Regions from separate parts of the Mus musculus genome. Here all the other regions are linked to region 1. A link is a loop called in an ENCODE intact Hi-C map of the cell type or tissue named here. Cell type or tissue: heart. All regions are shown on one strand. Links, peaks and the distances in the headings refer to the core of each region. The heading gives the core; the rest is flanking DNA. Region 1 holds the start of Atp8b5 (ATPase, class I, type 8B, member 5). Region 2 holds the start of Gm46850 (a long non-coding RNA gene). Region 3 overlaps Rusc2 (RUN and SH3 domain containing 2). Region 4 overlaps Atp8b5 (ATPase, class I, type 8B, member 5). Region 5 overlaps Sit1 (suppression inducing transmembrane adaptor 1).

Evidence for each region. Hi-C counts contacts between places; a loop is a spot of excess contacts. Peaks named below come from ENCODE experiments on the same cell type or tissue, not always from the same donor. Only the 100,000 strongest peaks of a DNase experiment are listed, where the experiment ranks them.
Region 2: a loop joins it to region 1, with 4 times the contacts of the local background. A loop is called at or near these places in 11 of 42 quality-filtered maps.
Region 3: a loop joins it to region 1, with 9 times the contacts of the local background. A loop is called at or near these places in 22 of 42 quality-filtered maps.
Region 4: it touches region 1 in a loop (2.2-fold over the local background); 2 of 42 quality-filtered maps call a loop at or near these places.
Region 5: a loop joins it to region 1, with 3 times the contacts of the local background. A loop is called at or near these places in 3 of 42 quality-filtered maps.

What each region holds. Positions count from the first base shown.
Region 1 is chr4:43,264,369-43,270,409 of GRCm38, reverse strand. Atp8b5 (ATPase, class I, type 8B, member 5) reads right to left here and starts at 3,251. Exons shown (of 29, transcript NM_177195.3): 1 at 3,168-3,251. It overlaps Unc13b (unc-13 homolog B), which reads right to left. Exons shown (of 40, transcript NM_001384106.1): 40 at 5,537-6,041. In heart, for the core only: a CTCF peak has its summit at 3,162; a DNase peak (open chromatin) is centred at 3,249; H3K4me3 peaks cover 775 bases; H3K27ac peaks cover 904 bases.
Region 2 is chr4:43,376,583-43,382,623 of GRCm38, reverse strand. Gm46850 (a long non-coding RNA gene) reads left to right here and starts at 641. Exons shown (of 3, transcript XR_001784271.2): 1 at 641-800. It also overlaps a transcript of Rusc2 not described here. In heart, for the core only: no CTCF peak of the experiment used is centred there; a DNase peak (open chromatin) is centred at 1,463; H3K4me3 peaks cover 411 bases; H3K27me3 peaks cover 938 bases.
Region 3 is chr4:43,416,936-43,422,976 of GRCm38, reverse strand. Rusc2 (RUN and SH3 domain containing 2) reads right to left here. Exons shown (of 12, transcript NM_199057.3): 3 at 728-1,372; 4 at 351-536; 5 at 118-258. Among named protein-coding and RNA genes, the nearest start is that of Fam166b, 9.2 kb to the left of the region's middle. In heart, for the core only: CTCF peaks have their summits at 2,436 (motif pointing right) and 3,922; DNase peaks (open chromatin) are centred at 936, 2,436, 2,846 and 3,856; H3K27ac peaks cover 52 bases; H3K27me3 peaks cover 154 bases.
Region 4 is chr4:43,359,082-43,365,122 of GRCm38, reverse strand. It overlaps Atp8b5 (ATPase, class I, type 8B, member 5), which reads right to left. Exons shown (of 29, transcript NM_177195.3): 19 at 3,176-3,340; 20 at 903-1,014. Gm46850 (a long non-coding RNA gene) reads left to right here. Exons shown (of 3, transcript XR_001784271.2): 3 at 4,503-4,768. Among named protein-coding and RNA genes, the nearest start is that of Gm46850, 20 kb to the left of the region's middle. In heart, for the core only: no CTCF peak of the experiment used is centred there; no DNase peak of the experiment used is centred there.
Region 5 is chr4:43,476,984-43,483,024 of GRCm38, reverse strand. It overlaps Sit1 (suppression inducing transmembrane adaptor 1), which reads left to right. Exons shown (of 5, transcript NM_019436.3): 4 at 22-86; 5 at 177-942. The coding sequence ends at 410. Among named protein-coding and RNA genes, the nearest start is that of Sit1, 3.7 kb to the left of the region's middle. In heart, for the core only: CTCF peaks have their summits at 3,343 (motif pointing right) and 4,650; DNase peaks (open chromatin) are centred at 3,974 and 4,674; H3K4me3 peaks cover 994 bases; H3K27ac peaks cover 1,423 bases.

The DNA of each region.
Region 1 (6,041 bases), core at 949-4,948:
GCCCTGATGTTGTGATGTAAGGATCCTGTAGAGCTTTTCAATGACTTTTTAGCTTTCTCCCATTAAAAGCTGAAGTCATTATAATGGGCAACAGGCCCCTGGGAATTGAGGTTCTCTTTCCCTTCATTCAGTCAGTGCATTTATACTTTGAGACCTTGGCTAGAGAAGGTATTTTAGCCAAGGAGCAACTCTGGCATGTAAGAAAGGTCCTAATATGAAGTGGGCATCCAGGGTGGATGCAGGCTACATGCTGGGTACTTTCATATTCCACAGCACAGAATCTTCACACTCATCCTTCAACAAAGGCACCGGCATCCTCAGAGAGCTGAGATTGAATCTTAAAGTACTTCAACACAGGGAACACTACAATATTTGGAAAGCATCCATGATGGTTATTTGTTCCCTGAGAAAAAGTTTGCTGTTTTCTCTCCCATTCCCCCAACTCTCCTGCCCTGGTCTGGGAAGCTGACTTCTATGGACTATATCCCCCATACTGTCTTGACTCTAGACTGCTTGTTAGGGCTTACCAATGAAGAGTACTAGCTGGCAACTGGAGCACATGGAAAACATTAGGGCATTTATTTCTCTGCACCTTGTTCAAGTTCCTGAAGTAGCTTGCTTGCTTGCTTGCTTTCCTTCTTTTTTAAAGATTTAATTATTTTATTTATATGAGTACACTGTAGCTGTCTTCAGACACACCAGAAGGGGGCATGAGATCCCATTACAGATGGTTGTGAGCCACCATGTGGTTGCTGGGAATTGAACTAAGGACCTTGGGAAGAGCAGTCAGTGCTCTTAACCGCTGAGCCATCTCTCCAGCCCCTGCAGTAGTTAAGACCATAGCTCTGGTCTGGAAGGCCCTTGTCCCAGAGCCTTAGCCCTAGCTTGACTCTGTATGAACAGTCCCTTGCTTTTACCCCTTCAGCCTTAGGGGCGCCACTCACTGCTGCTGCTCTCCCTTGTCTTTACTCCTTCACAGTTCTTTTATTGCTGACCAGGCCTTTAAGTCAAATCTTTGTGACCATATCAACTATCTTTCTGCCAAGACTCTGACTGCTACATTAGAAAAATAATCTATGGAGTCTGAAGAACCAGCTCAGTGGTTAAGAGTACGTGCTGCTCTTGCAGAGGACCGCAGTTTGCTTCCCAGCACCTACATCAGGCAGTTTCCAACAGCATGTAACTCCAGCTCTGGCTTCAGTAGGCACTAGCACTCAAGTGCACATACCCAAACACAGACCAATACACATAATTAAAATGTGAAAATCTTCTTAAAGAGGATAATAAGAAACAAATGCTTTGCTCCTTTGAAGTTCCATTCAGGTTCCAGTACCTGCAAGGGCCCACGCCCTTTTTTCTACTCCAAAGTCTCCATACTTCCTAATCTTCAGTGAAGTCTCTGAGCATTCTATATCAAACAGGGCAACTCTATTGTTTACTACTGCTGTGCTGAACCTAGCGTGACTTTAGTACTTACTTGTTCTTACAGTCAGACTGTTCAGCTTTTTCAATATGGCCATTCTTGGAAGGCTATAAACTCATTACGTTAGGTAAGTTCAACTGAAAAGAACATCTGAGGTCACCTTAACTCTTTCTTACACCGATGCTGATATTCAGGTTGACATAGAAGAGTCTTTTTCATAGTTATACAGCAGCAGAGGTAACTCTAAATTTAGATTCTTCCTACTGCTTCAATATGCTGTTGAGTCTGCATTAGATACTTAAGTAATTAATATGCTGATGACCACCCCTAAATTTATGAGTTGTCTCTTATCCAATGCTAGGGCCTGGACCTAGATGAATACCTGACATATACAGTAATTGCTCAACAAATATACTTTCCTTGAACTTGGGACTAAGCAAAACAAATTCCTTAAAAGTTACTTTTTCAGGCCAGGCGTGGTGGCACACCCCTTTAGTCCCAGCACTAGGGAGGCAGAGGCAGGCAGATTTCTGAGTTGGCTATACAGAGAAACCCTGTCTAAAAACCAAAAAACAAAAAAAAGTTACTTTTTCAGAACATAGAGGCTCCTGCATAATACTTCTTTATTCACATAGAGAAAATGTATATTTTCAAAGTTCTTTTATGTATATGAGTCCACTTCACCCGTCTGAGTTAGATATGGAAGGAATTACCACTCCAAATAACAATCCAGCAAACTGTTACACTAAAGACCAGACTCGTGAACAGCATGTATCAGAGCTGAGACCCACATTTATATCTTCTGATTCCAGCTTCAATACATCTTTGCCATTTTATGTTGCTTTTTCAGCTTTGTCTTTTTGCTCTTGGGTCTGGAAAGACCATGCAGGGGTCAGTCAAAACATGCTAAAGGGAGTAATTCTATCCTTTAAAAATCCACTAGTTCAGACCTTCTAACCTGAAAATTTTCCTACTTTTCTTTTGTTTAAAACTGTATCAAGGGGCTGGCTGGAGAGAGACTGCTCTCTCAGTGGCATTGGGGTCCCAGCATCCACATGGCAGCTCCTATCTGTCTCTAACTACGGTCCCAAGGGATCTGATGGCCTTCAAGGACACCAAGTACAATTTATACTTGTGATCGTAGCAGCAGGGAGGCAGAGGCAGGAGGATCAGTACAAGTTCTAGGGCAGTCTGGTCTATGCAGTGAGTTTTAAGCCAGTTAGGGCTATCCATCAAGACCCTGTTTCGAAGCAAAGAAAGAATGTCTACCTTGGCAGTTCCTCAGATAGATAGACACCTACTTATTCACATTAGAAAGTTCGTGGTAGAGAGTTTAATTTTTCCTGCCAAGTAGGCATTAAAAGGAAAAGAATGATAGCAAATGCCCAGGAATATTAAGAGTCTTGGGGAAATGAGCAAATTTCCTTAGCTACCAGGGATATGACACAGCTGGGAGACTTAGGGTTAACCTGCTTTACGGAATAAATGGACAAATGTGTGCCCTGTGGGAGCAACCTGGGGGAGGATAAAGACTCTTTGGAAATGTCTGGATAGACATCTCAGGGAGTGCCAGGGAAACCTGTATATCTGAGGAGTACTGACAGAGTTCTCTTGGTGAGTATTACAATAATTCTCAAAGAAGTAGGAGGATGAATAACCACTCGGTAGTTCAAGTAACATAAGGTCTCCAAGCAATGCTGTCAGAAAGAAAACCGTAACTTCTCCTCGGGCGCCCCCTACTTACCGTCGCCTCACAGCCTCCTACTCCAGCAACCTCCATCTTAACGCACCTTTCTGCGCTTGTGCCACAGAACCACAGCTTCCGCCCAGAGCTGGACCCGCCCGCCCACGCGCTGCCGCGAGCTCGTCTCCCGCCACGCCCCTTTCTGCAGATACTGAAGCTGGAAAGTCTGGCTTTGAAGTAGTTGAGTCCTAAATCCCTGAGATGGCCAAGTCCTGAGATGAAATCCTCAGATCCTTCCAGGGGCTAACTGCATGCTAATGAGGGGAGAATAACAAAGGGGCGTGCTGCCCAGAGTTGGTGGGGTCCAGATGGCTTCCCAGAGGTGACAGACTGAAAGGTAGTGTGGAAGGGGTGACTGGAAATTAACAAGAATGGACACAAGAATGTAAAATGGCACTGAGGGCAAATTCAGCTGCGGAATTGTGTGTATGGGTATGTGTGATGGGTATGTGGAGGGCACTCCTGGAGGGGTTTAAGTTTTAGCTTAGAAGCCACTGTGACCACTGAGTAGCTTTTTTTTTTTAAATTAGATTTTCTTCATTTACATTTCAAATGATATCCCCTAAGTCCCCAATACCAACCCCACCCCCTTGCCCTGCTCCCCAACCCACCCACACCCCCTTCCTGGCCCTGGCATTCCCCTGTACTGGGGCATATAATCTTCGCAAGACCAAGTGGCTTTTAACTGAAGAGGAAAGAGGACGGACCCAGAGAGATGGCTTAGTGGTTAAAAGCACTTGTTCTTGCAGAGAACATCCATATGGTGTTTCACAACCATCCACAACTCCAGTGCCAGGATCAGATGCCTTCTTTTGACCTCTGTGGGTACCAGGCACCCAGGTGGTGCATGCATACATGCAGGCAAAACACTCACATAAATGTAAATAAAACTTTAAAGTACTTTTTAAAAAGAGAGAGGGAGCAGGAACAAAGGCTGGGGTTTATCAGTGATGCAGAGGAGGGGAAATAAAAAATACTACGAGGAACTAGGAGTTAGAGTTCCTGATAGGCAAATATATGAGAGGGGCCATGACTAAGTAATAAAGACTGTGAACTTCCAAGATGCCTGGCTGCTTCTTCACCCTCTTGACCTGAGACAAAGGTCTGGAAATAAATAATAATAATAATAATAATAATAATAATAATAATAATAATAATAATAATATTGTCTTGTGGGATTTTTTTTTACCTCCTCCTGTCAGTGGAGCCCCTGCTGATGGAGTGCCTCAGCAAGCTCAAGGCCAGATCAGGACATATTTACACAACAGTTATGGGCCAACCAACCCCAAATTAGGAGAGGAAGCCCCTTCACACTTTACAAGTTCCTAGCCATCAAGAAGCTGGACTTCTGCTTTGCAGGAGGGTCTTTCTCTGTGTCCCTGCTGAATGGGAATATTTTCTCACTTTTAATAAAAAGCTTTCTTCTGACTGCTGAATCTGCCCTTTTGCAATTTCTCTACAGCTACCTGTCATGGTCGAGATTTTTCTCCCTCTGCCTTGTAGTTCTTTAACTGGCAGAGAAAATGAACCCAGTCAAGCCCCTTAACTAGACTAGTGGACTAGAAAATAGAGAGTAGGTTCACAGGGACATTCCATTTTCTTAGCTGGAGCCTGGAACTGCTATGTGGACCAAGCTGGCTCAGATTCACAGAGATCCAAATGCTTGTCTCCCAACTGCTGGTCTTAAAGTGTGAGCCACCCAACCCAGCCCCTGGGGACAATTAGGAGGGGAGGGGGAGGAGGAAGCAGCTTTAAAATGACTTGGCAACTGACTAGAAAGGATCTGTTTAGGAAGCAATGGAAATGGATCCAGTTTCCTGTTGCAGGTGCTGGCTACGGTAGGAAGAAAGATGTGAGGTCTGTATTTTCTGTGTCAAGTCTTTTCTGATTCTGTGAGGCCTCATTTTAACCTTCCTTTCTCTACCTTCCTAGTTTTACTACCACAGCTCATCTGCCTTGAAAAGAACTGGGACGCAAAGCCTAACCTGGGCTGCCATAGCAGCCTTAGCCCTACTCTATGTCCTGCATCTCTCCTCTGCAGATGCACGTTCACAGCCCAGGCTGTGATCCACCTCAGTGATCCTAGATGGAGGAAGCGTGGACTACTTCTCTGTGGCACATGTCAGCTCCTTCTCTTCTACATCTTATGTAGGAAGCTGATGTTCTAGGTAACAAGACTGTTTATGAGACTGGTTGTCTCAGCCTAGTGACTGTGGGTTCCGTAGTCATTCAGGACACTTAGGTTCCACCATTAGCCAATAACTGGAGTTGGGATAGGGTGTGTAACCAGGGGTTATTAGTCTAAAAGCTATGATTAAACATGACATTTTTATAGTTTTCACATATTCACAGAATTCCAGACTCCAAAAGCTGCTATAAGATAATTTATTAAAGTCTACCCTATAATTTCCCATAATAATGGCACATATAATAATTAAAAACAGCAAAGATGCTTGGTTTGTTTCGTGTGTTGACTGGCGCATTGTGGACAATGTAGAGTCCTTAGCAATTTCAGGCTACTATCAGGAAATCCAAAGATCAAGTCACGTTTCTGAGCAAGGGTCCAGGAAGCTCATCTGACCTGCTGAAAGGGTTTGTTTCTGACCTTCCAGCAAGCCCTCAGGTCCCCTCCATCCAATGCATACAGAGGAATCATAGTCCAAGCTCCTCCTTTATGCTTGGCCAATCCGTGGGGAACAGCAGCTGATCACAAAGAAAAGAGGAAGGCCAAAGACTAGATGTTTTCTGCAAGGACGACAGCCGGAAGGTTGTGACCATAGGTGAGAACAATTCTTTCTAGACCATTTTCCATTATTTTTGGCTTTGTTCAGGGACTACTCAAGAAAATATCTTTGGATCCTTAGTTGGCCTTCA
Region 2 (6,041 bases), core at 1,220-5,219, 110 kb before region 1:
CACGGAGGGCTCAGAGGACCCACTGAGGTCACTGCCCGAGATGACAGGCAGCTGTGCTCCCACCGTGAGGACTCAGATGTGGGTTCAGCGATGGCTGGCACGAGCCGGTCCAGGCGTCTCGGGGGGGGGGGGGGGGAAGGAGGACAGTTTGAGGAGACGGTTGGGGGTGGACCTAGGATGGTGCCTAAAGGGCTGGCTGGTGCAGGGTTTCTGGAGGGTTCCTTGGACCTCCGAACAGCAGGGTCTGCAGCAGAGTCAGGGACCAGAGTTGTAGAGGGGAGGCGCGAGGGCGGGGCGGGCAGGCAGGACGCCTGGTGAAGGGCAGGGTGGGTTGGCAGGCCGAGGCCCCGTCCCGAGGGACCCCTGGCAATGTGGAGGCAGTGGGTGTCCAGGGCCCTGGTAGCCTCGGGAGAGGCGCGCCTACCTTGCTTCTCGCCTCGGCCGCGTCTCTCCGCGCGGGCAGCGTTGTCTCGCGCCTCCCGGCGCCTCCAGGGGTCGCGCGGCAGCCCACGCCGGCTCTCCCCTCCGCTCCCCTCGGCTCCGCGCGTTGGTAACGCCCGGCGCCCCCTGCAGGCGTGGTGCCGATGGTCCGCTCTGGGCAGCCCTCGCGCGGCCCCTCCGCGAGGCGCGTTGGTTCGGCCCGCCAAGCCCGCGGGCGCGCCCACCTTCCCGGCTGCGGCGCTGCGCACAGCGCGAGTCACGCGCACAGCTTTGCCAGGAGCCAGCGGGCGGAGTGCGGCGCCGCCCTGCGCTTGAGCTGGAGGAGCCGGGTGCGCAGACCAGGGGAGCCTCCGGAGCAGGTGCGTGTGGCCCCCAGCTTCGCCCGAGGCAGCGAGCCTCACTGTGGATTCCAGGAGAACACCGTGAAGAATTGGGAAAAAAAAAATGTTAAGAAAACAAAACCCCAGAAGAACAAGGACAGAACGCGAAAGCCTGGCTTCCCTTGAGACCAGTGGACTCAGCCACTGGGGTGTGGTGTGGGCAGGATGGCTCTCGGGCGTTGGTATTTTCAATACCCCATGCACAGTCAGGGTGAAATCTGGCACCCATACTCCTGCTGCCTAGGAGGGCAGCGCGTGCGGTGCTGGGTAAATGAAGGCTACCAGTGCCTCCCAACCCTGTTCTTTAGGAATCACAGCCTTGATAGGCCAGCCAAAGAGGCAGGTTAAAGTCACACTGCCTCGCAGTCACAGAAGTGATGGGAAATGAGTTTTAAAGAATGAGTGAGAGGTAAAAGTTTGTTGGGCACGGTGTCACATGCCTTTAATTCCACAGGGGCAGACGGATCTCTGTGAGTTTGAGGTAGGTGTTAGGCTGGCACCTCTGCTCATCTACATAAACTGGGCACCACCGCCCCCTCCCCTCAAACCGCCCTCCCTCTACTTAGAGAAAACTCCGGGCTAATATGTAAGCACATCTCCCTGTTTCCGGCAGCCTACCCAGAGTGCCCACCCAGGGGCTCAGTTTTTGACTGTGTATGGACACCATCCCAGCTCCTAGCTGGCACGTCCTCATTCCTCGCCTAAACTCTTTAAAATCCCCCTTGCTTGAGCCTGGATGTGTGACTTCACAGACCTCCACCGTGAGATCGGTGAGCCCACCTGAGAGCTGCCTCCTAATAAACCTGCCTTTATTTACTTTTAATCTGGTCTATATCTGAGTAACGTGGTGGGGGAAGAGGGAGGAAGACAGAGGGAGAGAGAGACTACATCTACCGGTAAGCCTGTTCTATGTGGTGGGTACCAGCCAGAAGAGGCTACAGACATAACCCTGTCTCAAAAAGCAAGCAAGCAAAAAGCAAAAACAGCTGTAGAAGGAGCCAGCATATGTGGGAAGACAGCGGGGCAGCTTTGAGGGGTGAGAACTGGTGAAGCCCTGGAAGGGACCGCTGGGCTGGCATGGATGATGGAGACCATCCCATAATGACTCCAGGCTTACCTGTAAAGGACGAAGAGACAATGAAATGCTGTCTTGCTTTCTGTTTTCTGAGGCAAGATCTTACTATGTAGCTCTGACTGGCCTGGAACTCAGTAAGTGACGAGGCTGGCCTCAGAGACCTGCCTGCCTCTCCAGTGCTTGGATTAAAAACTGTGCCACAAACCCCTGTCCCAAAGTCAAGTCGTGACGATTTTGCATGAGAGTGAAATGGAGAGGGTTGTTAGCTCTTCCTTGGACATGCAGAAGCCAGAAAAGGACGTCAGACCCCCCCATGCAGGGGTTGTGGGCCACCACGTGGGTGCTTGGAATTGAATCCAGGGCTTTCTGAATGCACTTGGTGCACATACGTATGTACGTGTAGGCAAAATGCCCAGACATAAAAATTTAGAAGAAATTAAAAAAAAAGAGGTTATGTAGTTTCAAGAATTGAGGCCTCCATTAAAATTCTTCTCTCATACATTATATTTGACCACAACCTTCCCTCCATTCTTTCCAGACCCTCTCCCCACATCTCTCTCAGATCCATTCCTTTTCCTTCCCCATCCAAAAAAGGAAACAACCCAAACAACAACAACAACATCCCACAAAAACAAAACAATAACAGCAAAAGAGGAGCACTTGCAGAAACATCAACCAAACAGGGCAGCTCATACCCATTCCTCTGTAATTCTTGTTCTCCTCCTGAGGACCCAACGCCTCCTGCCTCCATGGGTACCGGGCATGCACACGGTGCACAGACATGTACACGAAACACCCATATACATAAAACAAAAATTATAGAAACGGAAATGTACCCTTTATCAATGTCCCCGCCACTGTGATGACCTTAGTTCATGTCATTATTGAACCATACAGAGAACACTTCAATTGCCTCATAGTCTCCCTGATGTCACCTTTGTACCCTGTTCTCTATGAGAGAAGCTTGAGCAAAATCTTTTCAAATGGGATTTAAAACTCTCCACTGTTCCAACCTCATCTGTCTAACTACCCAGCCCTTTGTTGTGTTATGTATATAGCTGTGTTAACAACTATGTTAGGGTTATTACATTATTCTGCACAGAAAGTCTTTCCATGTTATTTATTTATTATTTATTTATTTTTGAGACAAAGTCTCACTATGTAGCCTTGTCTGGCCTGGAACTTGCTATGTTAGGCTGGTCTTGAATTTACGAAATCTGCCTGTCTCTGCTTCCTGAGTGCTAGGATTCAAAGCATGCACCACCGATTCCATAGATTTGAAAAACTCTCTCCCTCTCTTCTGTCTCTCTGTCTCTGTCTCTGTCTCTGTCTCTGTCTCTCTCTGTCTCTGTCTCTGTCTCTGTCTCTCTCTCTCTCTCTCTCTCTCTCTCTCTCTCTCTCTCTCTCTGTATGGCATAGGCATGCACATGGTTAAAGACAACTTTCAGCGTTCATTCTGCCTTCTAGCTTTATAAAGGTTCCAGGGTTTGAATGGACCAAGTCACCAGACTTGCTTGGCAAGCATCCTCACCTCCATCAGATCCTGTCACTTTCTCAGGACACCCTTCTTGGACCACTAAATATAAAGTGGTAGTTTGTCATTCCATAGCCTTTTACTATTAAGGGTGGCAGTTGTGGGGCTGGAGAGGTGGCTCAGTGGTTAAGAGGACTGACTGCTCGTCCACAGAATCTGGTTTTGTTCCTAGCACCCACATGGCTGCTCACAACTACCTAGAACTCTAGTTCTAGGGGATCCTCCTCTGGCTTCCACAGACACTGTGCATTTGTGGTGCACAGACATACATGCAGCAAAACATATACAGCAAAATAATGAAAAAAATCAGAGTAGCACCTATCTGCTAAACTTTGAATAATGGTTTGCCCCCACCCCCCGAATTCATCATTCCCCATGACAAGGTATTAAGAGAGAGACCTGTACGGTTAGGACTCTGTCCTCATAAATGGATTTTAATAATTAATGGGTTAATAATTTATCTCAAGAATGGATCACCTATGGAAGTTAGTTTGGTTAGGTCCCTGGAACACTCCATGGCTCTTGGCTTGTACTGCTATGGCTTCTAGTAACAGACAGGCTGTTACTAGATGTGGCTTTCAGGCCTTGCCCGGAACTGTTAAGCCAAAGAAGCCCCCCCCCCCTTTTTTTTTTTACATTGTGTGTGTTCCTATGTTTATTTCAAACCAAGCTTTTTTAAAAAACCAAATGGAATGTCCTTATCTGGTGGCATTACATTGTCAACAGCAGAACCTGGACACTGGGTGATGGTTACGTGTCGCTGTCTACTACAGACATGCTCTATGATGACAGAAATCTTTCTGTCTCTCCCTTCACCATGTCTGCGGCATCTCGGCCAGCACCGGGATCATGGTGCTCAATGCCCATTTGCTGTGTATGTGGGTGAATGTGATGAACAGAGAGTGAGATTTCCGCAAAGCCGTGGGACGGTCTACATACGAATCTATAGGTCTAATTAGCAAGCTATAAGAGAATGTGTGTCTGTGTAACTACAATCTTCAAAGAACAGAAATTGTGAAGGGAGGGATAACTATAAAACCATTTAATGACTAAATGTAGGACCATATGCCTATAATTCCAGTACTTGAGCAACTGAGGCAGAAGGATCACAAGTTCTAGGCCAGCCTGGGCTATGCTGGTAGACGCCATCTCAAAAAAAAAAAATTGAAAAGATATTCGTCTCTGACTATATCTTTGACTCTGAATTCCATGAAATTTCTAGTTATTTTTAGGTAGCAATCGATGTTTGTCACTTTAGCTTCCATTTTAGTAATTAAGGTGATTTAATGAAACTGAGATCTGTTTGGTTTTTAGAGAGAGGGTCGACCGCACATACCTCAGATTGCTCTTGAACTCATTATACAGCTAAGAATGGCCTTTAACTTCTCATCTTCCTGCCTTTGCTTCCTAAGTCTTGGTATTATGGGTGTACAACACAGCCTGGATTAATTTTTATATTTATTTCTTTTATTATTGTGATGTATAAGTGTTTTACTTATATGTATGTCCTTGTGCTACTGTGCATGCCTAATGGTGTTAGATGTCATGAGCCACCATGTGGGTACTGGGAATCAAACTCAGGTCCTTTGCAAGAGCAGCAAGCGCTCTTACCACTTAGCCAGCCCTTTAATTTTTAAAATTTACAAAGCATGCTTTGCCTTGTTCCTGAGCTCTGCTGGATTGCAGGTGCTCATGGCTGGTGGGAAGACACAGTGGAGCTCAGTGGATGCTTATGCTGACCCAATTTTCTCTTCTCCCAGTTGGCCAACCCTCATCTCTCCAGAGACTGAGCAGGACAATAGGGAGCTGAGGAGAAGAAAATTCTTACCTGATGTATGCTGTCACAAAGTGCTTTTAGACTCCAGCAAGTATCTACACTTAGCTTTTCCTCAAGGGGTCTGGGTTAGAGAGAGGAGGAGAGATCGCCATGACAGGGAAGAAGAAAGACCAGACTTAAAGGCCCGCCAGTGTCCCCAATTGTGTTTGGGTGGCAGAGGTGAAATAATGATTCTGAAAGATGTTATCTCAGGAGCACAGGCAGGGCCCAGCCACGGGGGCTGGAGAGTGGTTAAGAGCTCTTCCAGAGGTCCTGAGTTCAATTCCCAGCAACCACATGGTGGCTCACAACCATTTGTAATGAGATCTGATGCCCTCTTCTGGGGTGTCTGAAGACAGCTACAGTGTACTTACATATAATAATAAATCTTTGGGCCAGAGCGAACAGAGCCTGATCGAGAATGGGGGAAAAAAAAGAAAGAAAGGAAAAAAGAAAGAAAAAAAAGAAATGCCCCACTTGGGAGGCAGAGGCAGGTGGATTTCTGAGTTCGAGGCCAGCCTGGTCTACAAAGTGAGTTCCAGGACAGCCAGGGCTATACAGAGAAATCCTGTCTCGAAAAGAAACAAAAAACAAACAAACAAAAAAAAAGAAATGCCCAGCCAGTAAGCTAGTCATGGCATATTAAAATTAACTGGTGTGCGTGCGTGCGTGTGTGTGTGTGTGTGTGTGTGTGTGTGTGCATTTGTCTTTCATTCGAGAATCCAGATAGCTCTTGGGTGGGTGCACACTTGTGACCCATTGTGAGCACGGAGTAGTTAACTAAACTCACCACTA
Region 3 (6,041 bases), core at 925-4,924, 150 kb before region 1:
TTATTGGTGTTTGGGGTTTTAAACACCCAAGTCTTCTGAAGGAGTTCCTAGCATGGTACCCGGCACCACAGGCTCGGATGGCAGGATCCCTGGACCAGGCTGGGTGTGGCCATGTACCTTTTTTCTGAAGTATGTCGATGGATATGGCCTCCGAGTTGCCATCGGGAGACAGACAGAACTCAGCGGGAGGCTTCTCGGTTAAGGAGAAGGGGTCCTGCAGGTCAGGACAGGTCAGCGACAGTGGCTTTGAAATCTGACCTAGAAAGAAGAAAAAAAGAAATCCCGAGAAGCTCTTGGCCAGGCCCTTCTCAGCTTGCTCTGAGTACAACCAGGGGACCTTGGTCACGTACCATTCAGCCGGCAATTCAGATGGCTGGTTGTGCCGAAAGAACCAGGGAACTCAAAGATGGGGTTCCTGCGGGCCAGCCGAGCTTCCGGTGGCCTTCGATCTAGGCTTCCTGACAAACCAGGTGGCCCTAATGGGTTCTTCCTCCTGTATTCCCGCCACTTGAGGGCCTGAGGGGACAGGTGGTTGGCTGGAAGTGGAAGCAGGAGAGAGAAAATAGTTAGAAGGAGCCAGTATTTCATGGCTACCAGGCGGCCGTGTAAAATGCTAGGGCTAGGCCAACATGTCAATCACCTCCAGCCACTGTGGACGTGACCCCCACTGAGAGCGTTAAGAACCCACCCAAAAGAGATGTAGGCTTGCTTGGAATGAAGCTCGTACCATTGTTGGGCCTGTTGGCCATGCTGCCCTCGCCACCTCCTCGAACCAGACTCTCTGCCCGGGTGAAGCCAGATCTCCAGGAGCCCAGAGGGGGTAAACTTCCTGTGCCATGAAGCCTGTACTCAGCCAAGGTCGGAATCTTCTGGTCCTCCTTCGGTGGCTGCTGGGATGTGGCAGGGCGCACAGTAGGAGGGCAGGTATGGCTCCATGGTGATACACTGTCGGCTGCTGTGCCCTGCTCTGGAGGCGGGGAGCAGGAGGTAGAGGCAGAGGAGTCGGTGCTAGACCCAAAGGGGCCGGCACTCCGGACTGGGGAGTAGCTTCCCAGGGGCGATGGCCGCGAGGTCTCTGGTTCAGGCCCAGCGTTTCTGGCGCCTCTGCCAGAGGCCTGCGATGTGAATGGCTGCGGCTCTCCTGAGGGAGCTGGGGCTGGGCCTTGAGCAGTAGAGATAACCAGCGGGGCGGGCTGCTGTGCGCGGCTGCAGGGCATAGAGAGGCTGTAGAGCTGGGAGAGGCTGTGCAGGGCCCGGGCCTTGGCCAGCTGCTTGGGGAAGTGATGTTGGAACACGAACGGCTGGATCGGTAGGGTGGTCGGCCTCTGTTCCTTGCTGTAGCGAAGGACGGGTCGGCTTTCGGTGCCACCCCCTGTAGCAACAGCGATGGAGAAGGACTGAATCAGAGAGACACTGAAACCCAAGCGGGAGGAAGAATCACAAGGATCGGTGATACCCAATGGGGATAATGGGCTAGCCTGGGCTACAGGCCCTGAACAGGGACAGGCAGGTTCCTCCTTTGCGGAGGGGACGCTGCTCCTCCCTGTAAGCCTGCCCTGCGCTTTTTATGACCGGGAATGCCTTCTGCCTCTCCACTTTCTCAACTCTGCAGGTGTCAAGGCATGTTTGGAGGCTCCGTGCTCACCTCACTGAGCAAGTGCTCCCTGGCAAAGGTAGCTGTGTTTCAGACTTTCACACAGATGGCTCCCAGGCCCACAGCATCTAGCTCCCCTTGACCATCCTGCTGTGGAAAGGGCTTTGCTTTCGTTTTAAACGAAAACAGCCTGGCTAGAAACATTGTTCCTAAACCGTGTCGCCGGAAGCTTCTACACTCTTTTCATCTACGGGCTCTGCGCGGGTTTTCCTGATACCTTCCATTTCTGTCAGAGTCAGTGCCAAGATGTCGCTGACTTCAAGTTCTCTCTACCCATCCACCACCCTGTCTCCACTCACACACTCCACTCCGATTTTGAGCAAATTCAGCAGTAAGACAAGTAAGTATTTACTTGTAGCCAAATCGGCCAAACTTCATTTTGTTTTTTGAGACAGGGTTTCTCTGTGTAGCCCTGGCTGTCCTGGAACTCACTTTGTAGCCCAGGCTGGCCTCGAACTTAGAAATCCACCTGCCTCTGCCTTCCAAGTGCTGGGATTAAAGGCGTGCGCCACCACTGCCCGGCTCCCTGTATGTGCTCCCAATCCTGATCTCTCCCATGATCCCCTCCTAAGAACTTCAAAATCTACCTCTGCTCTCTTTGAAGAGGGATATTTTCCAACTCTTGGGATTTTTTTCCCAGCCACGTTTCAGGTCAGTGTTCCTTAAATCACAGGTCCCAGAACTAAACTGAGGTCCAGAACAATGCAGGGTGCCACGGTATTTGTTAATGAACTGTTATCTCAATAAAACACCGTTCATGCTGCAGCTATCTAAATGAACACAAGGTGGCGCCACACACTCTTCTAGGGCCTAAAGCCCTGGGCGTGGCTCAACAAGAAGCAGGAGGAATTCATTTCTCCACAGATCAAGAAACTTATTTGTGTTTGTTTTTTGAGACAGAGTCTCATGTAGTTCAGAGTGACTTTGAACTTGCTGCGTGGCTAAGACTGCTCCTGCCACAGCTTCTAAGTGCTGGCTTTGTTACAAGTCTGAGCCACCTTGCTACACACAGATCAGGGAAATTTAAGTTAAGTTGTTGTCTCAAGTTAAGGTCACTCAGCTGGGAAATAGCAGAGCACAGAATGTTGCCCAAACCAGAGTCGGCTTCTGGGGCCAAAGTTCTTGACCACATCACATTACACACACAGTGATGTCAGGCTGGGTTTGCTGGGCCATCTTTCTTACTCACGTCATGGAGTCATGAGGGATGCGTACACAGGCTCATAGAGAAGTGTTCACTCATGCTCCCTGACATCCCCAGTTCTCAGAGGACAGCCTGTCTTCCTTGATGTGCTCAACACACCTCCACCACTCAGTCCTTAATCATACCTAGTCACTAACGCCCTGGGGCCTCGTCCCTGCTGTGATCTGCCTGAGATTTCATCAGTCCCTTCCTGCTCAGCCCTCTCACCCAGTTTCATTTCCTTTTTGTAAAGTGTCGGGAAGAATTTTCTAACGTGTTTGCTGCCTGTTACTCTTCACAGGATTTCCAGAAAAGTCGGGACCAAATCCTCTCAGTCGCTGTGTCTCTAGGGTCTGGGCGCATCTCAGGAACCGAACAGTTAAATGAACGACTCTCTACTTCTGATTCAGTCTAGTCTCCTCTGCCTCAAATCACCTTATATAAATCTGATTTTCTTGAAAAAATGAATTTATCTGTGGTTGTTGCTCAGAGAATAAAGATCACATGTGCTGTGTACCTGGGAAGCAGCCCCAGTTCCTGGGTTCCTTCTTACAAGGTAGCATCCAGAGTCCCAGGGGCAGCCAGTCAGTGCTCTGTGTTCAAAGGAAGGAAGCAACCCCCCACCCCCGCTGGAATCTACCTCTGGGCATGGATTTGGGAATGGTTGATGCACATTTTGCAATCTGTTATTCGCCCCAAATCAACTCAAGGACACTTTACAAATCGAATTTCACTCTGGCCTCGGTCTGATTAATTTTGCTCTATCAAGATTTGGCAAGATCCCTTTTCTCAACCGCCGACCCTGCTGCTCAGGTTCTCAGGAGGAGCCTCAGCTTCTTCCAGTCCTGTCCAAACTGGTTCTTCCTTGGCTATCCATAAATTCAACCAACTGTCAACTCATTTGTTGGCTTTAAAAAGAGTGCACAGGATCAGGGGAAAGAGGGTGACAGCGTCACTGGAGGCTGCCCTGACGGAGAAGTCCCACTGGGACTGGGGAGGAAGCGCTTCTGGTAGAGAGCCTGCCCAGTAAGGCAGTACTAAGCCCGGTCAGTCCGAAGGGCTGAGCGTACCCAGAGGTTCATTCCTGTAGTCCCAGCAGGAGGCAGAGGCAGCGGCCTCAAGGTCGTCCTTGGCTACACAGTTTGACGATAACCTGGGATTCATAAGACCCTGCTTCAAAATAGTTTAAAAAAAAAAGTAAACCTTATTTCGTGTGTGTGTATGGGAAGAGGCATGCGGAAATCATGGGTTAATTTTTTCCTTCCCCCATTTAGACTCTAGGATCAAAGAGCCTATTGGCAAACGCCTTTACTGGCTGAACCATCTCGCTGACCCAAGAAAAATGCTTACATTTTTAAAAATATCAAAAGCTCTTTAAATTTTTGAGTCTAGTGAAAACACTTCAGTGGCTGCTGGCTCTCTCCTCTGTCTCTTCCTCTTTCCTCTCCTTTTCTTTTGTTCCATTATCTTGGATATGTGGTGTCTCTGTGTGTGTACACACGTTTGCATGCATGTGAGTATTTGTGGAGGCCCCCAAGTTGATACTGAGACTCATCCTTGATCACCCATCTACCTCAGACCCAGAGCTCTTGGATCTGGTCAGTCTTTGTAGCATGCTCTGGGCATCCGTCTCTGTCTCCTGAGCCTGGAATTATGGGTAGGCTGCACAGCTACCAGGTATTGGTGGCATCTGCAGTTTCGAGGGTGGTGACTGTGATACCTGGCAAGGTGCTTTAATCACCAAGCCACCTCTCCAGACCCCCTTTAAAATATTTAAACATTTTGAGACAATATAGACCTGGCTGGTCTGGAACTTGCTATGTAGAACAAGCTGTCCTCAAAAATCACAAAAGTCTACCAGGCCTCTTTGCCTCATGAGTGCTGGGATTAAAGGTGTGTGCTACCGAGCCTGGCTGAAATATGTATTTTAATGATCATTGTGTGTGTGCACGTACAGGTGTGGGAGTCAGAGGACAACTGTGCAGGGTGGGTCCTGTCCTTTCATGTAAATTCTAAGGATTGAACTCAGGTCACCCAGCTGCGACCACAAGGGCCTCTACCCGCCGGGCCACCTCGCTGGTCCCATCTTAAACTTCGGATTGAATTTTCAGCCTTCGCTTCCTAAATGCTAGAATTACAGGTGAGCCCGACAAGCCCAGCTTCATCTCCAACCTTGAGGGTTGCTTTGCTCAGCCCTTAAGTCACACTATCCATCCCCTGGTTCTATTCCTGTTTACTTTGTAATTCCACACATTCTTCATGGATGACCACTTTTAACTACCCCTCCTCCCTCCCGCCCTCCCTGGCAGGGTCTCACTCTATAGCCCCGTCTGGGTGAGAGATCACCGAATAAGTAAGGCAGTGTGCTTAGAACCCACAGAGGCCCACTACTGCTCCTAACCCCGTGACCTCCCACTCTACAAGGCAGGCTCTCCTGTCGGAAGACACTTCTCCACACCTCCCACCCAACCCACCAAGGAGCTTTCTAAAGTGCAACTCAAAATGTGCCATTAAGCACACAGAAAACCAAACCAAACAATACCAACACAGCCACTCTCCTGATCAAAATCCTTCGGTGGTTCACCCCCACCGGCAAGGCTCTGCTAAATTAGTCTACTGCAGTTCCTGGAAAGCGCCAGACTCTGCGCCTGCGTGGCTTTGTACATCACGGGAGAGCCTAGAATGTTCTTAGAAGAGAGTCTACAAAACCTAACCCTTATCTTTCTTCCAGGCTTAAATGTAAACCGTTGAGTCCCCCCCTAACACGCCAGACTAGCAGAGATAATCTTCTGGGCTACTTGCACCTTACACTGCTACTTTGCATGGTTTCTTGCTTCCCTTTTGTTCTGTCCTTGCTTAGAATCCCAGGAGGACAGATTCTCTCTCCAGCACTGCTTCAGCACAGACCCTGCTACAAAGTAATCACTCGAAATAGAATCAACCATGGCTGCTGGCTTAGGAGTCCATGGTGGACTGGAACGGTCAAGGTTCAGTTCTGCTCTGCTTTTTTCTTACATAAGTGGTCTCATTTTGTTGCTCACCCTGGCCGCCCGCCCTCAAGCAACTCTCCTGCCTCAGCCTCTGGAGGCACATGTCAACCTGTTCAGTCTCTTCAGTGCAGGATCACCATCAATGATCAGAGAGCAAATGCCACTTCTATCCAGTGTGGCTTCCCTGCTGGGCATGTCCCTGAGATGCGTTAAG
Region 4 (6,041 bases), core at 919-4,918, 95 kb before region 1:
AGTCAGGCGCTCTCCCCCTCTGAGTTATCTTGCTGGCCCGCGGATGTGGTTTTTATTGGAGTCAGGCGCTCTCCCCCTCTGAGTTATCTTGCCGGCCCGCGGGTGTGGTTTTATAGTTCCTATTTCTATTCTACATTTTATGAGAACAGAGACATGCTCAAGTTATAGCATTTCTTTATATTAAGAAATCTGGAATTTGGAATAAATTAATGCTAAAGAAAAAAATTAATATCCAAATACTAGATAAAAATATGATGAGAATTCAGAAAAGAAGTCCCAGAATTTTTTTTCCCAGAAATTTCCTCTGGAAGTCCTTGAAGGATTCATAGGACTGTGTAGGAGAAGCAAAGGTGTTTTTGAGTAGAAAAACAGCCCAAACCTGGGAGTAGGAATTTAGTTTAGGGAGACAGATGAAGATTATGATTACAATAGGGAGATAAAGCAACAGAGTATCTAGGTCCTTGAAGGCCAAAGGGTGTTTACATCATGAAGTCACCATGGGGTCCTGGGCAGAGGGGTAACACAGATTAGTCTATGTGAGGAGGACTAGGCTGATGGTTGTGTGGGTTAAGCTGGTGGGTGTAGACTACACCGAATCAGTAAGAGGGGGGAGAAGACAGGAGGGGATGGTAGCTGAACAAGGGTGGCGGCAATCAGGATTTTCAGATGAGAAGGTGGCATTCGGGAAGAACAGGCCATGGGGACAACAGAAATGGTGCTGTTAAAGACCATGTTATAAAGTAGCCACTGTACAAAGCAAATGACAAATTATGTCCAAAAGTGGAAAGGAAGGTAGCACCTGCGTAGGCCTTGGTCAGAGCTACTGGCATCTGTCAAGCCAGCAAGGAAGGAAATGTCTACCTGGCAGGAAGAGGGCTCTCTAGGATAGCGCTGACCTTTACCTTGCTTATCGCCAGTCAGAACCCATATTTTAATTTTGGCTTTGCTCAGGGTGACAATGGTCTCAGGTACTCCTCTCTGAAGCTTGTCTTCTATGGCTGTGGCCCCTAGTAACTTCAGACAGGAGACAATCGGTGAGTGAGGTCAGGGATGAGAGCTTCAACACTAAGAGCAACTAGAGACCGTGTGGGCCCCTCAGTGCTCTGAGCTCCCTGTCCTGGCACGAGGACCCAGGAGGAAAGACGTAGCATGCTCTGCCCTTGACACACACAGCTGTTTGTTTCAGACAGGGTCTTGAAAATGCAGATCTGGCTGTCCTGAACTCACTATGTATAGGCTGTCCTGAACTCACTCTGTAGACAAGGATGACCTTGAACTCACAGAGATCAACCTGCCTCTGCCTCCCAAGGAGTGCACCACTATGCTGAGCAATACCCACAGTACCTTAACCACACACTGAAATTTAGAAACACAGCATTAGAAGCTGGAGAAAGAGTGTTGCCTAAGTTGTATATGAAGCTCTCTGCCCACACCAAGCCATCTGTGTCTTGGTCCCTTCGCCTCTCCCTGTACCACAGCTTCTTCCCAGGGCCCAGTGTGGTGAGTTCTAGAGGAGAGATTTCCAGTTCCCTTCAACCCCACAAGACCTTAAGTGTTATGTTTTGATCCTTTTGAGACCATCTGAAACTTCTGAAACTTTCCACCTCCCTGGGTTACAAGAACGTTGGTCTAACACTGAGCCTGTTTATAGTCTTCCTAAGGAGCTGAAGTGGGGCTGAGCCCCACGGCTAAACTGAGACTGGGAGATGGACAAGCTACTAAGTGATTCCTGCTAGGTCCTCAGAAAGGCAGACGGGAAGGAGAGCTCTACTGACTATTGCTGTCAGTAATTTATCTTTTTACAGTAGAGCTACCTGATCAGTCTTGTAAAACACACACACACACACACACACACACACACACACACACCTCCTTTTATGGTCTTCTTAGCTTCTCTTTTTCTTTTTCTTTTTTTGGTTTTTCGAGACAGGGTTTCTCTGTGTAGCCCTGGCTGTCCTGGAACTCACTGTGTAGACCAGGTTGGCCTCGAACTCAGAAATCCGCCTGCCTCTGCCTCCCGAGTGCTGGGATTAAAGGCGCGCGCCACCATGCCCGGCTTCTCTTTTTCTTATGCCCATAATCCACCCACCTGCACATTCTACTGATGCTCTTTAAGAGAACACAGTGCTGCACTCTTGTGTGCCCTTCTCCTTGGTAGCTGCTCTGCGCAGTGTGCAGAGTGGAGACTGCAGAAGATGTCTTCTCTGCTTGAACCCTCCTGTGGCTTCCTGCCCTTTGTCAGCACACTGGCCCCTGAGGACTCTCATCTTCCCTGTCTCAGGGCTCTTTTTCTGCTCCTTTCACTCACCCTGTCCCAGCTGCTCCGATCTTTAACTAACAGGTTAAGCCTGCCCTTGCTCAGGTCTGTTCTATTGCCACCACAGCGCGCGAAGAGCTTGCTTGCACAGCTACACAGCTGGACAGCTGCTTGGCCTGACATCTTCCCGAGGATTCTCTCAGATGTCTTCCTCACCATGCAGATTAGCTGCCTTATGTAAGATGTAACACACATATGTGTGTGTGTGTGTGTACACATATACACACATATCTTTTTGCTCATTTTCTCTATTGGTATGTAGGACAGATCCATCCTACGCAGCCCTTTAACTAATCTGTCTATGAGAGTAATTCATTCTGAATTATTGAACCTGTACATTACTCAGATCTTCTCTTCTGGGTTGACTCCTCCTTCCCTCCCTCCCTCTCTTCCTCCTCATTTCCTTTCTCCCACTATTTTGAGGCAGAGTCTTGATCTTGCTATGTACCTGAGGATGAGCCTGAGGCCGCACTCCTCCCGGCTCGCCCTCCCAAGGGCTGCAATTACAGTGCATGGCTCCCATACCCAGTTTCAGGCCCTGCTGAGGGTGGAGCCCGGGGCCTCCTGTGTGCTGGGCCAGCACTCTCTCAACTGCGCTCACTCCCAGCCTCGGACTATGTCGTTTCTTTGAGCAGATTTTAGGGGGTAAGAAGGACTTAAAAAAACTTCAGTCAGAACAATTGTTCAGGATGGATTTAGATGGTTCTGGGCATGTCCAATCGGTCTGAATTTCTGTACTTAGTCTCCCAGGCACAAAGGTTCCGAGCTTTCTGTTGAGCCTGCCTACCCTCCTCAGGCCTCTGGGTGCCATCCCCACCATCCCTGCACTCAGTTTGTCTCGAGCTTCTTCAGACTCACCATCAAGTCTCTTTCGATTTCTTCATAGACCAGAGCTAGTTTCCTTTCTCGATTCTCTAAAGTCAGCCAGGCTTCACCATGCTTTTTAATCCATGTCTGGAAATATGCCTTATCCAGCTCTCGGTAAGCTACCATGAGGGTGCGAAGGCCTTCGCTGGCAAAATCCTGGAAGATGAAGATGCGTGCGTGCCAAGTCTCAGCTGGGTAAGGCTGAGATAAGGAACTGGCAGCCTGATTCCATAGGGCCCCTCTGCCTGTGAGCTAGGGTTTCCTGCTTGGTACCATGGGACCATTCTTGTACTAAGCAATGTCCTAAGGAAGTCAGGTGAGGGATGCATGTATGGGAGACTGAGAGAGGCAGGTCCTAAGTTTCAGGCCAGCCGAGGCTATATAATGAGACTATATCTTAAAGTTAAAACCAAACAAGGTTGAAAATGTTTTCAGAAAGAAGGTTCTAGGTTTTAGCTATAGCTTGCCTAGAATTTGTTATGCGACTCAGGGAAAGACCAAGTCTTCTAGGTTTCTTTCTTCTAAGATTTGGGTGATAATGTGCTCCTTACACAGAGGGGGTGACCATGGTGTGAAAGTGGAGGGAACAGTAAACTAAGGAGGAGTTGCTATAAGGTGAGAATACATAGAAAGGCATTACTGCTTTTTGCAAATACACAACCCATTTTTCCCTCGCCCTCTCTTGGATAACAGACAATTTAGATAGTGCACACTGCAGTCTGTCCACATCTTACTGCTCAGCTGAGATGTACAGGCAACTGTGCTAATAAGACCACAGAAGAAACTTTCTTGGATGAGTTTGTGTTTATTCCTTGGCCACAGATGTATCTTAGCCATAGGCAGCCCTGCTGCAGGAGTACCCTTGGTCATAAGGAGGCCTGGAAGAGAATGCAGGTCCTGGCTGAGAGAGCAGAGCTTGTCTACCTGAGGAGGGGGTCAAAAGCAGATCACTGTCCTAAGACCTTGAAACCAACAGTATTCTACATTAGTACTGTAGATAGAGTGAATGAGAATTCACTGGCATTGAAAGATCAGAGAAAACATAAATGCTTTTGTTCCCTGTATAGCTTCTCAGTTATGTTAACTTCAGGCTTAAACAATGTAAGGCAGTGCACATAGGGAATTCCAAATCTTAAGTGTTTGTCCTGTTGGACCAAAGATGATCCCAGGAGGCTTAAGAAACGGGTACAGCAGAAGCTGGTTCTCTGACATCATTAAGAGGACGATACAGTGACAGATTCATTAATCCCTCTGACAAATCACTTTACAGAACCTACTAACATCTCATCTCTACTTGTGTGGTTTTCTTTCCTCTTAGCATGGCCCAATGCCCAAGTCCTTCCCGCCACCTGCTTCTATGTGCGCCACACCCACTCCAGTGAAGTCTGCGAGGCAAGTCCAAAAGCTTGGCTGCAGTCCTGAGGCAAAAAGTTTCACGGAAACTGGTCTCCTGGAGAGTCTCTGGTGTCCCATGACCAGATTTGTCCCTGCTGTAGTGTGGAGCGTTTTGTATGCTTTATTGCGGTATTTTACTGGATAAGAGCTAGAAAACTCAGGGCTAGTTCAAAATAGTAAACTTAGAATTCTCATTACAGACATGAATGGCAGCCTACATTACATAATAGTAGAAAGAAGGTGGGTTGTGGTTTAAGGAGGAACTAGAGTATTGTATTGTTCATGTAACTGTTCATGTAATGGAACTTCCCTTGTGCATGTTTTTCTCTAGGCCCAGAGGAATAACATAATTAGGTATTTACTAAGGGACCCCTGGCGGTGGGTTTAATGATAGACTAGTATTGCACCTGGGCGTATCAGCCCTTTCACCTGGCTCCTGTGAAGAGCTGATTTTAGATAGGGCTGATCTTATCTCAGTTGTAAACACTGCCTGGTTCTTGCCAGTCTTTATGTATGCATTTCTCTGTCTTGTGTCAGATAACTTCAATGTACCTTGGCTGATGTGTCACCTAACTTCTTTGTTTTCTTCTGTAATATAAGTCTGATGCTTGCTTTGAGACATTACATTCAGATATAGAACTCTCTCTGTGTTCTCGTCTGTTTGTCATTTTTCCGCCAACTCCTTTCCCACTTGAGAACTGGGACCCTGAATTCTCCCATGGGTTGAGAGACCCACTGAGTTCAGTCCATGGCATATGTGACCTGTTTGCTGATCCCTGTTTTAGTGGCTGGAAGCTGTGCTTCTCTGTATTACAGCTTGAATTGCTGTACTGGCTAGTTTTGTGTCAACTTGACACAGCTGGAGTTATCACACAGAGAAAGGAGCTTCAGTTGAGGAAATGCCTCCATGAGATCCAAATGTAAGCCATTTTCTCAATTAGTGATCAAGGGGGGAAAGGCCCCTTGTGGGTGGGACCATCTCTGGGCTGGTAATCTTGGGTTCTATAAGAGAGCAGGCTGAGCAAGCCAGGAGAAGCAAGCCAGTAAAGAACATCCCTCCATGGCTTCTGCATCAGCTCCTGCTTCCTGACCTGCTTGATTTCCAGTCCTGACTTCCTTGGTGATGAACAGCAGTATGGAAGTGTAAGCCGAATAAACCCTTTCCTCCTCAACTTGTTTCTTGGTCATGATGTTTGTGCAGGAATAGAAACCCTGACTAAGACGTTTGGCATCGGTGGTTTTAGTGTAGCTACGTCCCATTATAAGTGGCTGCTAGGGCTGGCATCAGGAAACATGTCAAAATAGTTTCATATTTCAAATCAGGGCTGAAATAGTTTTTATGAGCATCCTTTGAAGACAGACTGGGGAATGTTCTCTGGGGAGGTGCTCTGGGTAAGAAAGCAGGATATAAGAAACTACCAAGGCCCGGACAGTAAGAGATGGAAGCGCTGTCCTGTGGGGC
Region 5 (6,041 bases), core at 1,322-5,321, 210 kb before region 1:
ATTGCTGTGCCTTTGTCCCAGGTCGGCTGTCTCAAGAACCAAGGTCAGAAGAGCAGGACCCACCATCCTCTGGAGGCCTTGCCAGGGTGAGTCAGCTGGCCGAAGAAAGGGGGAGGAAAGGAAATGGGGCCCATTCCCGAGGGTGCAGAGACCAACTAACAGCTTCGCATCTCCAGGGGGCGGAGGAGGCCATGTGCTACACTAGCCTGCAGCTGCGACCAGCTCAAGGTCGGATCCCCAGCTCTGGAAACCCCATCAAGTACTGTGAGGTGGTGCTGGACTCTGAGCCAAAGCCCCAGGCCCCAGGCCCTGAGCCGGAACTTTATGCCTCCGTGTGTGCCCAGACCCGCAGAGGCCGGGCTTCCTTCCCAGATCAAGCCTATGCCAACAGCCAGCCTGCACCCAGCTGAGGAGGACCTGGAACTGTGGGCACCCATGGCTCAGCTACTGGGTCAGGGACTCCTGCTGTCCTGGCTAGGGCATGTTTGGTTTCTAACCACCTCCAGGGCATTGAGACTTTGCTGAGTGGCAGGAGCATCCTAAGTTGCATGACAGCGTCCATACATCTCAGAGTCGGAAGCCTCCTGGTTTCCTGAGGAAGGAGTTGCAAAGAGAGATCTCCACACTTACCTTTTCTACGTTCTCCTGTAAGCCCCCAAACTCGTTGCTCACACCTTTCCCTCCATTTAGGGTTTAGCCAGGTTCCCCCATGTCCTCTCTAAGCTTACGCAGATACCTCATTGTCTCCTCAGACACAGGAAGTGGGCAGGGAGAAGTGGGTAGAAGCCAGAGAGGATGTGGGTGGATATCATGCATGGGAGAGCCCACAGCTGGAAGGCTCCTAGGGTCCCAAGTTTGGTTTCTGACCTGAAAGCTGGGGACAGAGAATGGCCTTCATGCTGTTGCCTCTGGCGTCCCCTGGGTTTCAAATAAAGCATCACAAAAAAAAAAAAAAAAAAAAAAGTTTGTCTTTAACCCAGAAGCTGCAGGCCTGTAACAGACTTGTAAAGGGTGTGTATGTATATGTGGGGGTGAGCTTTGGCATTGTGTCGTGCATTTCTGGGGGCGCCTAGCTGGGGAAAGATTGAAGAGGTAGATACTGAGGATGAAGGACTGGAGCCCTGCTACCTAGGTGTTATTCCTGATTCTAGAACATTCACAGGACTCATGCTCATGCTTAGAGCCACCCCGTTGCTACTGGGGTCGAAAACTCACCAGTCCTCAACTACTCTATTCATTACTTGTGTATCTGTGCCCCTACCATCTGGCCTAGCTCCTCCATCAGCTTCCACACACAACCATACCCCCACATCCCATGAGTTCTGCCCATAGTGGTCCATTCCAGCTTCTTCTTTCTCCTTCTTCTCCTTCTCCTCCTTCTCCTTCTCCTTCTCCTTCTCCTTCTCCTTCTCCTTCTCCTTCTCCTTCTCCTTCTCCTTCTCTTTCTCCTTCTCTTTCTCCTTCTCCTTTTCCTTCTCCTTCTTCTTCTTCTTCTTCTTCTTCATTTATTTACATGAGTACACTGTAGCTGTCTTCAGACACACCAGAAGAGGGCATCGGATCCCATTACAGATGGTTGTGAGCCACCATGTAGTTGCTGGGATTTGAACTCAGGACCTCTGGAAGAGCAGTCAGTGCTCAACCGCTAAGCCATCCCTGCAGCCCCCATTCCACCTTCTTAATTGTCCCCAGTCCTGGCCATAGCTTTGCTGTCACTACTTATGTTTAAAACCTCTATCCAACAGGCCTTGCCAGCCACTCACCGCCTGCTTTATTCCTAGCCTGCACTTCCTGCACTGTAAAGCTGCAGTAATTGTAGGCAGGTCAGCAACAGATCAGCACTGTGGGTGTGGGAGCCAGATTGCCCGAGTTCAAAGTCTACACCTTCCACTCATTGCCGGCCTGAGTGGTCCTTAGTAAGCAGGCCTCAGTTTCTGAGTCTGTGTGATTGGGAAAATATTCTTCTCATTCATTAGTGTGTGTGTGTGTGTGTGTGTGTGTGTGTGTGTGTGTGTGTACGTGCTTATGAGGAAGGGTAAGATGTCACGTGTGTGTGCATACATGTGAAACCTGGAGGCTAACCCTGGACATTCCTTGTCAGGCACTGTCTACCTTCTTGGATTTTAAATGTTTAAAAATCACGTTATTAGTAGTAATGGTGTTTGTGGGGAAGGTGATGGGGAGGGGGCAGGAGTTGGCTCTTTCCTTTTACTGTATGGGTATTAAGCTCAGGTTTTCAGAAGGGTCTGCAAATGCCTTTACCCTCCCCCAAGCCTCCAGCCACTTAGTCAGCTTCTTTTTGTTTTTGTTTTTGTTTTAAAGGCAGGGTCCCTTACTGGGTCCTACCACTACTGGAGTAGTCTAGGCTGGCAGGCCACAGAGCTCCAGAGATCCACCGGTCCCCGAGTCCTCCATTCTGGGGTACAAATACCTGCCATTGTATCCTGCTCTTTATGTGGGTGCTGGGATCCCACTCAGAGCACTTTACCCACAGGGCTATCTTCTCAGTCCTTTAAAAAGTCTTCTTATTTTTATTAATATTCATGTGTATGGTGTGCTTTTTGCATGTCTGTCTGTACACCACTTTTGTTCCTGGAATCCAGGGAGGTCAGAAGAGGATGTTGGGTCCCAAGAGACTAGAGTTACAGATGGTTGTGAACCACCATGTGGATGCTAGGAATTAACCCAGTGCTCTTAACTGCTGAGCCATCTTTACAGGCCCCTAAAGTTATTAAACAATTTAACCTTTATTTTTATGTTTATGGGTGTCCTGCCTGCATGTATGCATGTGCAGTCCCATAAAGGCCAGAAGAGGGAGTTGCTTCTCCTGGAACAGGAGTTATAGTTGGTTGTGAGCCACTCTGTGGGTGCTGGGATCCAAGCAGAGTCTTCTGCAAGAGCGAGTGCTCTTAATACTGAGCCAACTCTCCAGACCCTTGCTCTTTAACAAGAAAAAAAAAAAAAAAAAAAAAAAAAAGAAAAATAAGAAAGCTCCTTTTGAGCAGGGCGTGGTGGCACACGCCTTTAATCCCAGCACTCGGGAGGTAGAAGCAGACAGATTTCTGAGTTCGAGGCCAGCCTGGTCTACAGAGTTCCAGGACAGCCAGGGCTACACAGAGAAACCCTGTCTCGAGAAAAAAAAAAAGAAGAAGAAGAAGAAGAAGAAGAAGAAGAAGAAAGAAAAAGAAATCTCGTTTTGTGGTTTAAGTTAATTACCATATGTAAATCACTAAGACAGAGTGTTCAATAACGCTAGGGATTATTAAAATGAGGAAAACATGGAGTCCTGTGGAGGAATTCAGAGATAAAAATGACTCAACAGGTACCGAGTAGAAAACAGTCCAGCAGGGGGCACCACAAGGCAAAGGAGAGGAGGCTTCTATAGAGTTGCTGCCCCCCTACCCCCCACCCCCGCGATAAAGGCGATAGAAAGGAAAGGAGCAAGATGAGTCCGGTGGCCTGACAGAAGCCAGTCGTGCCAAGGAGCTTGGATTTCCTGCTTCTGGCGAGGTGGAAAAGAGTGAAAAACGGAGTGAAGCAAGGAATAAGCTCCAGTGGTCGCCGTGTGGGCTGGAGGCCTGTAGGATGGAGCTCGGAAGGGCCCTTACAAAGATGTCAGAAACATCGAACAATGTCTCAGTAGGCATGGGGACAAGGTGATGGATTAGAAATATTTCGGTTTTAAAACAAAGTGGCATCCACTATACACCCATCTTTGTGGTCCCATCACAGAATATAGCCCAGTTCTATACTGTTCAAGCTTTCGCCAACTCTCCCGGTGGCAACACACTGCTCTGTTTAACCAATCCTTGCACCAATCCTCCAACTTTTCTGTAGCCCATCTGTGATCCACCCCACTCTGGAAAAAAGTCCAACTCCTTCTTAGCTCCAGCATCCCATAGCAGAACGGAGGGGGGAGGGGGGAAGAAATCGCCTTCAGCCTGAGCTCCAGCGCCACCAACCTTTTTGGTGTTTGAAGGACATAAGAAAGAGAAAGCAAGCCGGGCATGGTGGCGCACGCCTTTAATCCCAGCAATCCCAGCACTCGGAAGGCAGAGGCAGGTGGATTTCTGAGTTCTAGGCCTGCCTGGTCTACAAAGTGAGTTCCAGGACAGCCAGGGCTATACAGAGAAACCATGTCTCAAAAAAACAAAAACAAACAGAAAAAGAAAGAGGAAGCAGAGGTTTTCATTTCTACACTTTTCTCCTTTCCATTTGCAAAGTCCCAAAGACATCCAGAGAGTAGGGAACCTTCCGTGAGAAGGATGGTACTGGGGTGCTTCTGGTCTCTGTACCGTTGAGGATGCCAACTTGGATCTCTCTAAGGGACACCTAGGTCGCAATCAAGGTCAGGCAATTGTGTGGGAGGGAGGAAGGATGGTTTGGGGGCAGACACCGGAAGGAGGGAACCACAGCATCGGGATGTGGGCTTTTGAGTGGGGCTGTGCTTCTGAAACTGGTTCAGAGTCCGCACCCGAAGGACGTGAGAGAGTTTAGGCTTCGAAGAGGAGCTGATCGGAATAGCACACTGGCACTAGCAGGAACCAGGGCTGAATGCTCTAAGGCTCAGGAAGCTGATTTAGAACCCCAGACTGGTCTCAGCACGAACTCAAAGCCTTCAGAACTAAGTAAGCTCCAGTGCCCCCTCCAGACGTAAAGAGGCAGCGCCATCACCTCTGCGCAGGCGTGATGAGGCCTGGCCCATAGCATCCTGGGAATTGTAGTCCCCTGGTTTGGCGTTGCCCATGACTCCAGCCCAGGGCCTTATTGGAGTTGGGCAAACATCGCTTATAACTGAGTTCCTGTTTGTTTGTTTGGTTGGTTGGTTGGTTGGTTGGTTGTTGTTGTTTTATGTGTAGCCCCAATGGCGTGTGTTCTGAATTTTATTTTTCTTTCAATCTCTGAAGCCTGTGTTCTATGTGTTCTCTTTATCCCTCCCTATCCTCTCAGTGCTAACCAAACCCAGGGACCTCATTCATGCTAAGCAATTGATCAGTGATATACCACTGAACCACGCTCATTGCCTGCCTCTCTCTCTCTCTCTCTCTCTCTCTCCTCTCTCTCTCTCTCCTCTCTCTCCTTCTCCCTCCTTCTCCCTCCTTCTCCCTCCTTCTCCCTCCCTCTCCCTCTCTCTCTCTCTCTCTCTCTTTCTTTCTTTCTTTCTTTCTTTCTTTCTTTCTTTCTTTCTTTCTTTCTTTCTCTTTCCTTCCTTCCTTTCTCTCTTCCTTCCTCCCTTTCCTTTCTTTCTCTCTTTCCTCCCTTCATTCCTTCCTTTTTCCTTCTTCTTCTTCCTTTCTTTCTTTCTTTTCTTCCTTTTTTATTTTGTTATTGTTTTTCAACACAATGTTTCTCTGCATAGTTCTGGCTGTTCTGGAACTTGCTTTGTAGACCAGTCAGGCCTTAAACTAAAAGATCCATAGCCGGGCGTGGTGGCGCACGCCTTTAATCCCAGCTCTTGGGAGGCAGAGGCAGGCGGATTTCTGAGTTCGAGGCCAGCCTGGTCTACAAAGTGAGTTCCAGGACAGCCAGAGCTACACAGAGAAACCCTGTCTCGAAAAACCAAAAACGAAAAAAAAAAAAACGAAAAAAAAAAAGAAAAACTAAAAGATCCGCCTGCTTCTTTCTCTCAAGTGCTGGGATTAAAGGCGTGTGCCACTATGTGTGGCTTTTTCCCTCTTTTTTTATTTGTCTTCTCTCATCTCTATCATTAAGGCTTACGCTCTGGCACAAATTCTAAGCACTTAACAAGCAAACTAAGACAACTCCCTTTCTAGTTCCTAAACCAAAGAACATAACCACACCTCTCCGGTTAGTCACCTCACCTGACCCAGTACAAGCCGACAGTTCCAAGTTCCTTTCTTTGTGGATTCTTTGGCATGTGTGGCACACACACACACACACACACACACACACACACACACACACACACACGGTGTATCATGTCAGCCAGGGGGCAGATGTTTCTGGGAAGTCACCAGAGCCTTCTTCATCCCTAGCTTTCCCTCTCGCTGAGACCTCATCTCTGATGATAGGTATGTAAA